Regions from separate parts of the Homo sapiens genome. Here region 2 is linked to region 1. Evidence: chromatin contacts called from ENCODE Hi-C data. All regions are on one chromosome and are shown on one strand. Each heading gives the region's core, a stretch centred on a gene start or an enhancer-like site at or near the end of the contact. The rest is flanking DNA. Distances are from core to core; before and after follow the strand shown.

Region 1 (4,755 bases), core at 1,316-3,815:
AGCTTTTGTAATATATATATGTATATATATATATTTTTTATATAATGAGCGACAACATGTAGACAGGACAATTTTTAAAGTGCCTGGTGTCAAGAGTGTTCAATTCAGTCCAAAACAGCCATTCTAAAAAATATATATATATTTTTAAAGCAGTGACTTGTTTTGAAAATTTCAGATTAAATTTGTAGCTACAAAAAATGTAATGGTTTAAAAGAAAAGAAACTGTCCCAAACTTGGCCTTGGACACAGCTTTTTAGATGATGTAATTCACAACTCCCTCTTGGGAAAATATGAAAATTCCTGAAAAAAATCCCTAAGCAAAGTTCCAATAAATTTCAATGGAATCAAGATGCTCTGGAAAACCAACCACTCACTGAACTAGTTGGCTATCAGTTAAGATTATCATTCAGGACCCCTAAATTCTTTTCTTTCTTAGAGCTTAACAATTATCTAACCATTCTCTTTTCCTATAAAATGTCCTTATCAAGACTGTATCTTTTAATTAACTTATCAGAGGTCTTTCCCTGATAATAAACCTTTAATACATGATTATATATGAACTGTGTAACAAGTTTTCTCTAACAATTTATTTTATTTGAGAAAGTTAATTGAAGCAGATACAGGGTGGAAAGTGACCATTTGCAGCTAAATCCAATGACTATACGGATTATATTTTGTCATAATCTAGCAGGGGTTCTACAACCCAAAAAGAAAAACTAAGATGTTTTACTTGACTAAAATAATAAAATTTGTACATCCTGGTTAAGCAAATACATTTCTTAATAAACCCATTATATGTTAATAAACCCACTGTGTAGTGTGCACTGTGAAACAAAAATTGACTCTCTCACCAGATAAACTTCAAAATACTGATTTATGACATTTTATCTTTACTTACTCAGAAAGAAAAGATAAAAATGATGTCCCCTGCCTTTTCAACAATTCTTAAATTATTTTAAATTGTGAACGAAGATTCAAAAATATTTCTACACCTTCAAATTAAAAACCAGGTTACCACTTTATTTCTAATAACTTGTGATGCCTCAACCAATTTTGCTAGCATTCTTCAAAACTCTACTTGTAAAAACATACACCTAATGGTTGTTTTAAATTGAAAATTCTCAAAATGCATCATGGAAGCAATAAAAAAATTTAAGGACTGATACTTGCTCAAAATATTAAAAACACTGCTCTCTTCCATTCTCCAGCCCAGTAAATTGAAGCAAATCGTTTCCTTTCTCAACGATAACATTAACACAGATTTCTAAGTATTTTTAGAAATGTCATAAAACTTCAACTTGTGGTCTTTGTTCCTAACAGCTATAAATTTTCACTTAAATCTAAACCAAAAAAGACAATAAAAAAACCAACAACAATAAAAACGAATTTTCATATAAACCCTTGAGTGAAATCCATCCTATTGGGCTGACAGTTGGGCTGATAGTTAAGCGGACAGATGACAAAATACTACTTTAAGGGGGTGGTGAGTAATGTCCGTATTGCTAATCGGCGGTTAGTGACGTTAAATTTTCTATAATTATTGTTCCTTGTTTATTTGTTTATTTAACCAATAATACCTTAGAGTTACAGGGGTTCCACCTGGCTGCGACCTTCAATGACTAATTAATTCAACTACTTGTGACTCCACAGCTAGGGACGGTCTATCATCTAGAAATAACCAAGGTGGTGGCAACTCCAGGGAAGCCGGGCGCAACTCCAGTACTCTGGCATCTTCTCCCTGTCTCTCATTCCATAAATTGAGCAGTGTGCTAGAAGTCGTGGTGTCGTTTGTGAATAATTACAGACCCCTACGCAATTCGTCGAGCTTGTGCCTCAAGTGATCGCCTGAGGGCTTGCAAGTAGTTTAGAAAACAGAGGCTACAGAGGAACGGCTTCTAACAGACTTCCCAGTTCCCAGCCACGTCAGCTCGTAAGCCTGTAACAGCGCTACTGAGCCGAGCCAGCACGCACCACACGGCCCGGGGACCCCCCAAAAGGACACTGAGTGAAAAAGACGCACCAGAGGGCGCCCCTGAAGGGGGACCTCGGCCCAACAGACAAGACGGCTGGTAACGCTCTTACCTAACTCCACTCCGCCTCCGCCTCCTGGCGTCCCGCGGCCCCGCCCCGTCCCGCCGCGGAGGCTCACGGGACATGTAGTACGCCGCGCGCCACTCCTGCACTTCCCCACCCCCACGACCGAACCTGGCTTCGCTAACGCCCTCCCAGCTCCCTCGGGCCTGACTTCCGGTTTCCTCGCGCGTCCCTGGCGCCGAGCCCGCGGACAGCGGCAGCCCCTTTTCCGGCTGAGAGCTCATCCACACTTCCAATCACTTTCCGGAGTGCTTCCCCTCCCTCCGGCCCGTGCTGGTCCCGACGGCGGGCCTGGGTCTCGCGCGCGTATTGCTGGGTAACGGGCCTTCTCTCGCGTCGGCCCGGCCCCTCCTGCCTCGGCTCGTCCCTCCTTCCAGAACGTCCCGGGCTCCTGCCGAGTCAGAAGAAATGGGACTCCCTCCGCGACGTGCCCGGAGCAGCTCCCTTCGCTGTGGAAGCGGCGGTGTCTTCGAAGAAACCGGAAGCCCGTGGTGACCCCTGGCGACCCGGTTTGTTTTCGGTCCGTTTCCAAACACTAAGGAATCGAAACTCGGCGGCCTTGGGGGCGGCCCTACGTAGCCTGGCTTCTGGGTGAGTGACTCGCCAGGGACGGGTGGAGGATAGGGATGCGGGCAATGCCGCGGCCAACCTCCGTAGCTGTTGCCGGTCCAAAAAGACACGTCATTTTTTTCTCACTCCCTCCCGCGCCCCCTCCTTTGACTAGGGAGCGGCCCACTCCTGGGCATCCCTTTCCCCAGTCACCCCCACACCCAGCTGTCCACACCCTTTCCCCTGTCACCCTCACCCCCAGCTGTCCAGGCCCTTCTTGGTCATTCACTTCTCTAATTACTCCTTTTCTTTTCGTACTCTTACTGGGGCGCCTTCAGTTTTTTTTCATTCATTGAGACTGCTAAATGCTTCTTTCCGATACAAATTATCGGAAAGAAAAGAGGGACATTGGCTAGGACGGTACTCCCTGGGGCATCTGAGTGGTGAATATCGACCCCCTGCACTTGATCGAGGGCTAACAGGTATTCGTCGTTTCTCCAATGTCTAACCTGTATACGGTATTCATTCCAGCCTTCGGCTGTTTGTTGAGTAACTACTACTACGTGCAAGGTAGGCTGACACCCTCTACACAAAAGAAACCCCAATACTCGAAAGCGAGATAAAATACCCACGAAAACTCTAGTACAAATCAAACCATCAGTTGCTCCAAGAGGTGATGGAAATTTGCTAAGGTGATCAAAGACAGACGTACCAGAATTAAAATTGACCCTTGCGCCTTATGTGTAGAAGACATTTTGGTTTTTAGATTGGAATTTCAAATTGGATTGAGCAAGATCTCAAGGCAGAATTTCATTTCTCTAAAAACGCCATATCTCATTGCCCAATCTTGTGATCATTTCATCATCTGTAAATTGAGAACAGTGCATCCTTTACAGGATATTTCCAAATTTTAATGTGATATTGTTTGTAAGCCAGACATCTTACGCAAGTAGAAGGTTTTAATATTAAAGAGACAGCATAACATAATGGGAAATGACACTGGATTAGGTCAGAACACCAGTATCTGAATGCTGATTTTTCCATTTACTTGACAATGGGTAAGAGGCTAAACTTTTTCTTCATTTTCCTTATCTCTGAAATGGGTGTAATACATACTCTAAGGCACCAAAGCATAGTTTCTAAGAGTTATGCTGGCTCTGGAGTCAGCTGCCTGATTTTCATTTCTGGCTCCCCTACTTTCTAATGTTTTCATGTCTCAATTTCTCCACCTGTAATCTGAGGAGATTCTTTACAACCTCAGAGGTATTACATAGATTTACTGAATGCTTATGAAGAACAAATGAGATAGTTTCTCCAAAAGGTGAAGCACACTGCTTGGTATACCATAAACGCTTGGCTACTATTAATTACCAATGCAGAACCTTGTCATTATTATTAAGTAAAATGCTGAAGTTTTTTTTATAATCCATGAAGTAATAGAACCAATCTTTTTCTTTTTTATGGCACTTATATTCAGAGTGCAAGTATAGTTGCCTTATCACTGTTAGAAAATAATTTTCAATAACACCAGTAACATTGAATGTATAGTAGATGCTTAGTTGCATTAGAGGTATTACTGTATGAAAGGGATGAAAAGAAGTAGACTGCTCTTCATACCTATGCTAACTCTGGAAGAGTCTTGATCTGTGCAATACAAACTGATTTCTGGACTAACGCAGTTTGTTGGATAACTCAAGAGTCATAAAAATGGAACTGGAGTTTTTCTTCATATTGTATATCTAATGTTGAGTACATTTTTGGACATTTATTGAATTACAGGGCTTTTTATTGCTAATGTACACAGATTAAGAGATGATGTTTTGAAAAGAGGTACTTGATGACCCTTCTTTATAAACTAGTTAGGCTATTTTACAAATTGAGAAAGGGGAATAAGCATTGGTCTGTTCGTCTTCGTAAGACTTAATCCTTGCTCCATAGTATTTTGACTGATTGTACGAAATAGGTTCGGGAATATCCTAACTTTTCAGAGGTAGAAAGGTGGTGAAAATTCTAAATATGATTTACTTCAGGAGGCAATATGGAATAAAGAGCCTACCATATAGGCCTTGATTCAAACTTCAGTTTTGTCACATACTGCTGTGGTGAGGTGAA
Region 2 (4,755 bases), core at 672-3,171, 2.9 Mb before region 1:
GCACTTTGGGAGGCTGACGTGGGCAGATCACAAGGTCTAGAGCTCGAGACCATCCTGGCCAACATGGTGAAATCCTGTCTCTACTAAAAATACAAAAATTAGCCCGGTGTGGTGGCGGGTGCCTGCAGTCCCAGCTACTCGGGAGGCTGAGGCAGGAGAATGGCATGAATCTGGGAGGCGGAGCTTGCAGTGAGTCGAGATAGCACCACTGCACTCCAGCCAGGCAACAGAGTGAGGCTCTGTCAACAACAACAACAACAACAACAATGAATTTAAATAAAAAATATGGGTTAATTAAAAGTAAAATGGGAAGTAAATAAGTGTAGAAGTGACATTTGGATATAACAATGATCTTGAAGACTTTTGAGAATAATTGAAGTTTGGGTAACACTAGCTTAGGATAAGAACCATTTTTCCTTCTACCCTCAGCTCCCCAGAAGCCTATCCCAAGCCCAACTAGCCCTTGAGGAATTCAGGAGAAGGCTGTTCTGGAAATTAATATAAGAACTGAGTAGGAAGAATTAATGTTATTCTCAGTTGAAGTCTTTGGTTCAATTTAAATAGCTTTGATTATGATACTTACAAGTTTAACCCAGAAATGGGTATATTAGAAGCAGAATCAGAGGGCGGCTGACTGTAAGACCTAATCATGCATTTATTTGTTGCTGCCATCCACACCATGCCTGAACCCTAACAGATAAGTCGAGAGAGGCAGAGTGAGGTGAAATAAACCTCTAGGGGCAGCTGAAGAAGACACATATTTCTCTGTAAACCTAAAACTTCTAAAGTCTTTTAGGCTTGGGGTTTTAGTGCTCAAATGGCAAGGAGTTAAACCAGGAGTAATCAGAGGGGTTAATTTACCAAAAAACCAGTTCCCAAGGTTCTTCTTGGGTGGCCGTCCTGAGCTGGTGATGCACGTTCAGTCTGTGCATCTTTTCATCTCTGTGTATGACATTTAAGATGGCAGAAACTTTCCCTACTGGCTACATTCTTCATCTTATTACACCCATCATTGATTTCATTGGCTGGCATTTAAAAGAGGAAGCTTGTTAAACTAAGCTGTTATGCTTGTGGTTTTACAGGTTGGCACAGCAAACAATTATAAAAAAGGAAGAAGCATGCATGGGTGGACAGAAGTGTGTCTCTCCTAACAACATACAAACACACTTCTAGAAAAAAAAAGTCCCCACTAGCACAAAGCATCTCTGAGTGCATTTTGCAACAGCAAACTCCTAATCTCACGATCCTTCTGGACTGTAATAAGTGATGTGAAATGATTTCATTGGATGGGAGATGGAGGTTGGTGCACGTTCCTGGGCCCAGCCCCATATGTGTGGAAGTTATAAATGTGGTCCAGTTTCATTCCATTCCTCACAATTTCTGGGTAAATCAGGTCAATTACAGTTCCATCTTCTGCCACAACATCATGCTTAGCTTGGACAACTCAATACAGGGAACCCAAGTGCAGGGTAGAAGTTAACTAATAATAGTAATAATGAGGATAATAACATTAACTGCTCTGCTCCAGGAATGAAACACAGAGCCCTTACTTAAATCATCTCCAGCTCTTAGAGAACATTTGAAAGCCAAGTGTTATCCTCAGTTTTTAAGTGAGCTGCCCATTTGCCTGTTTGTTCTAATATCAATTTCCTGCCTGCTCCTTCTCTTGCTGTGTTCTGTATTTCAGAGAACTACATTTTCTAGGCCCCCTTGACAATAACTCTCCAGGTAGCTTCAGCCGATAGGAAGTATTGCTATGAAATTGGGGGTCAGAGGAAGTGAGGACCCAGGATTTTCTCCCCTAAGGCCCCCCCCACCCCCACCACTTCACTGGGTGGCACCTCTTGCGTAGCAGCATATCATTCAGTTCTGTTGGCCACCTGCAGCTTCCTGGCCCTGATTAGTTACACCACATCCTCCCATATTCCTCCAACTGCAGGATGGTAGCAGCTTCCTGCAGTTGTTAATCTCTGTGCTGCCTCACTGTGTTCTGTTTGTCTCCTCAGTTATTATAACCCTTGGCTAAACCATTCTCTAGTAAAATTCCCCCCATGTGAGTGGAGCAAACGGTTCCTGGTTTCCTGGCTGGATCGGACTGATATGCCATGGCAGAGGTTAGCGAACTTTTTCTATAAAGGGTCAGATAGTAAATATTTTAGGCTTTGTGGGCCAGGAAGCAAAATCGAGGTACTAATTATGAAGGTATTTATATAACAAGAGGGAAAACAAATTTCCACAAGTTATTTTAGCTCACAGACCATACAAAAGCAGGTGCAGGCTAGAATTGGCCAGCAGGAAAGGACAAGATGAACCAGTTAACCAGCTACTCCAACAACCCAGGCAAGAGTGGGTGGTGACTTGGACAAGGATGTTGGCCCTGAGATGGTATATGGTGGTTGGCTTGGAGTCATATTCTCTGTCTTAAAGCCAGAGTGATTGTCCTGAAATACAAACCTGATCATGTCACTGAGTAAAACCATCCCAAAGTCCTAGATTGTTCACAACGTAGTTAGTGAGCTCTATGGACTCAGTAGCCATCTATTCCAAACCCCCATATGAGAACGCTAATGGGATGAGGAAGAACCAAGGAAAAGAGGGGGAAGTGGTGCAGTCTGTTTCTGTGTGGCAGCAGGGAAGAGGGATGAACAACAATTAATTTGGATGGATTTGGAGCTGAAAGGAGTTACTGTCTGTCTATAATTCTTTCCCTTCATTCCAGATTTCAGGACTTTCAAGGCCAGCAGTTTGAGGGATTTGCTGCTAGCCCAGTTAAATTAAAAAAGGTGAATGTGTATTTTCATGTAGAGCTCACTCTGATGGGAGAGGGTCATTGTCATTTTAAATTACAATTTACTTCCAGTGCAGTGTTACTTCTTTCCAATGAGTGTGTTACCCTCCAAGCATCCTGGGCCCCAAGAATGGCCTGGGGCACCCTTCTCACTCCTGACCCCACACAAGGCCCAGGCTCCTGGCACTTCTTTTCCTTAGTATGCAAGGAATTCCCATCCCACACACCTTTAAAGCTTAACCTGAGGCACATGGAGAGAAGTCCGGGATCTATAAACTTGGATTAAAAAATTATTTATTTTCACGAACATCCGAATGAAACTTAGCACTTCTTTCTGTGATAAATGTAGGTGAGAAACCCACCATAAAACAGTTCCAGGCCGGGCACAGTGGCTCACACCTGTAATCCCAGCACTTTGTTAGGCCGAGGTGGGTGGATCACCTGAGGTCAGGCATTCCAGACCAGCTTGGCCAACCTGGCAAAACCCCATCTCTACTAAAAATACAAAAGGTTAGCCGAGTGTGGTAGATGCGTGCCTGTAATTCCAGCTACTTGAGAGGCTGAGGCAGGAGAATCACTTGAGTCTGGGAGGCGGAGGTTGCACTGAGCAGAGATTGCACCACTGTACTCTAGCCTGGGCAGCTGAGTGAGACTCTATCTCAAAAAAAAAAAAAAAAAAGAATTAGCAGTTTCAGCACATATTATACAGATATTTTCATACCACACAGCTATTGTAGATATTTTGAAATATTCATTACTTCCATAAGTCTAAGTTATTGCACCCACCACTATATCTTATTAACGTTTAATAAAGACACACAACTATCAGTACATCACCAATTTTTTTTTAAATATCTTGTTAGCTGTATTCTTTTGTTATCCTTAGTATTTATTTTATATTCATAAAAACATTGTTCAGGGAAGGTGCTTATAAGCTTCACCAGTCTCCCAAATCCTAAAGAAGAGCCCAGTCCCACCCCTCAGTGTTTCCACTCACAAGAAATATCAGTGGATGGTGTTCGTCCCAGTTGGGGACAGGTATAAAGCCGAGTTCTCCTTCCTTAAGCACCTCATGCTTAAGAGGGAGCCAACTGTGCTCCCAGCCTTCTCCAGCACAGAAGCACTTAGTTAATTGTGCTGAACTCAGGGCCAGACCTCAGGGAGGGAGAAGCAGCTTGTCTGGGCCGCTTTGGCAATCAATTATTCCCCCAAGCAGAAAGATTGATAGCTTCTGCATATCTTGGCCCAGCTAATAATATCGCAGATGCTGTTTTAATTCCAAAGCACAGAGCCACCCCCAGACTTTCTTTTTAACCTCTCTGCCTAAAATGGGACGTAGTGGAGTGGCTTTCAGAGACAAAGTGACTATGCCACTTTGGGTCCATTTTAATACTTACGCATCATGATTCTGTTCATTTCCACAGCTCACCTACTTTCTGGCTACCAATTTGGATTTTATCCCACCCTTTGGTTACATTTCTCAATTTCATTTATTTATTTATTTATTTATTTATTTATTTATTTATTTTTTATTTTTTATTTTATTTTTTTTTCTTTAGCTCAAACAATCTCCTTCCCTGAATGTTCTGAAATTGCCTTTTCTCCTACTGGAAACCCCTGGATATTTTCTTGTCCTTCTCTGGACCTCTCTAATCCTTGATAGGGCTTGAGAAAACAGAGGTCTCTGAGTCTGAGCGATGGGCTGGGAGTGGGGAAATGGGAATTGGTTATTGTTTTCCTCCTGCTAGTTGTTCAGAGACACTTGCAACCCTGCAGGGCCCTGAAAAGACCTTTTGAACAGATTTCTCCATGACATTGCTGAGAACTTATCCCTGATAATATGGTCATTTCCAAGTTCAGCCTGAAAGCTCAGAAGTTTAACTAACAGTTTCTGGCAAGAAGTCTGTGATTAAAAGTGTTCAACTTTCCCACTGTGATTGCCTAGAACTTAGCTGCCTTCCTCTCAC

What was found. A loop is a pair of places that touch in the nucleus more often than their neighbours do. Pooled maps may share reads with other maps.
Region 2: a loop to region 1 is called in a map of naive thymus-derived CD4-positive, alpha-beta T cell, with 6 times the contacts of the local background. The contact joins the enhancer-like site here to the promoter of ZCWPW2 in region 1. A Hi-C loop is called at or near these places in 2 of 168 maps with a recorded cell type or tissue (B cell and naive thymus-derived CD4-positive, alpha-beta T cell) and 8 of 50 pooled maps.

What each region holds. Positions count from the first base shown.
Region 1 is chr3:28,346,531-28,351,285 of GRCh38, reverse strand. It overlaps ZCWPW2 (zinc finger CW-type and PWWP domain containing 2), which reads right to left and starts at 2,565. Exons shown (of 10, transcript NM_001040432.4): 1 at 2,083-2,565. It overlaps AZI2 (5-azacytidine induced 2), which reads left to right and starts at 2,462. Exons shown (of 8, transcript NM_022461.5): 1 at 2,462-2,685. RefSeq lists enhancers at 1,856-1,935, 1,974-2,268, 1,368-2,348, 2,536-2,595.
Region 2 is chr3:31,223,682-31,228,436 of GRCh38, reverse strand. No RefSeq gene overlaps it. Among named protein-coding and RNA genes, the nearest start is that of MIR466, 64 kb to the right of the region's middle. RefSeq lists an enhancer at 1,166-1,255. Within about 2 kb of position 1,921, at least 7 of the 41 ENCODE cell types and tissues checked have a DNase peak (open chromatin) inside an H3K27ac peak, as active enhancers do; they include B cell, where a contact is called at or near this core.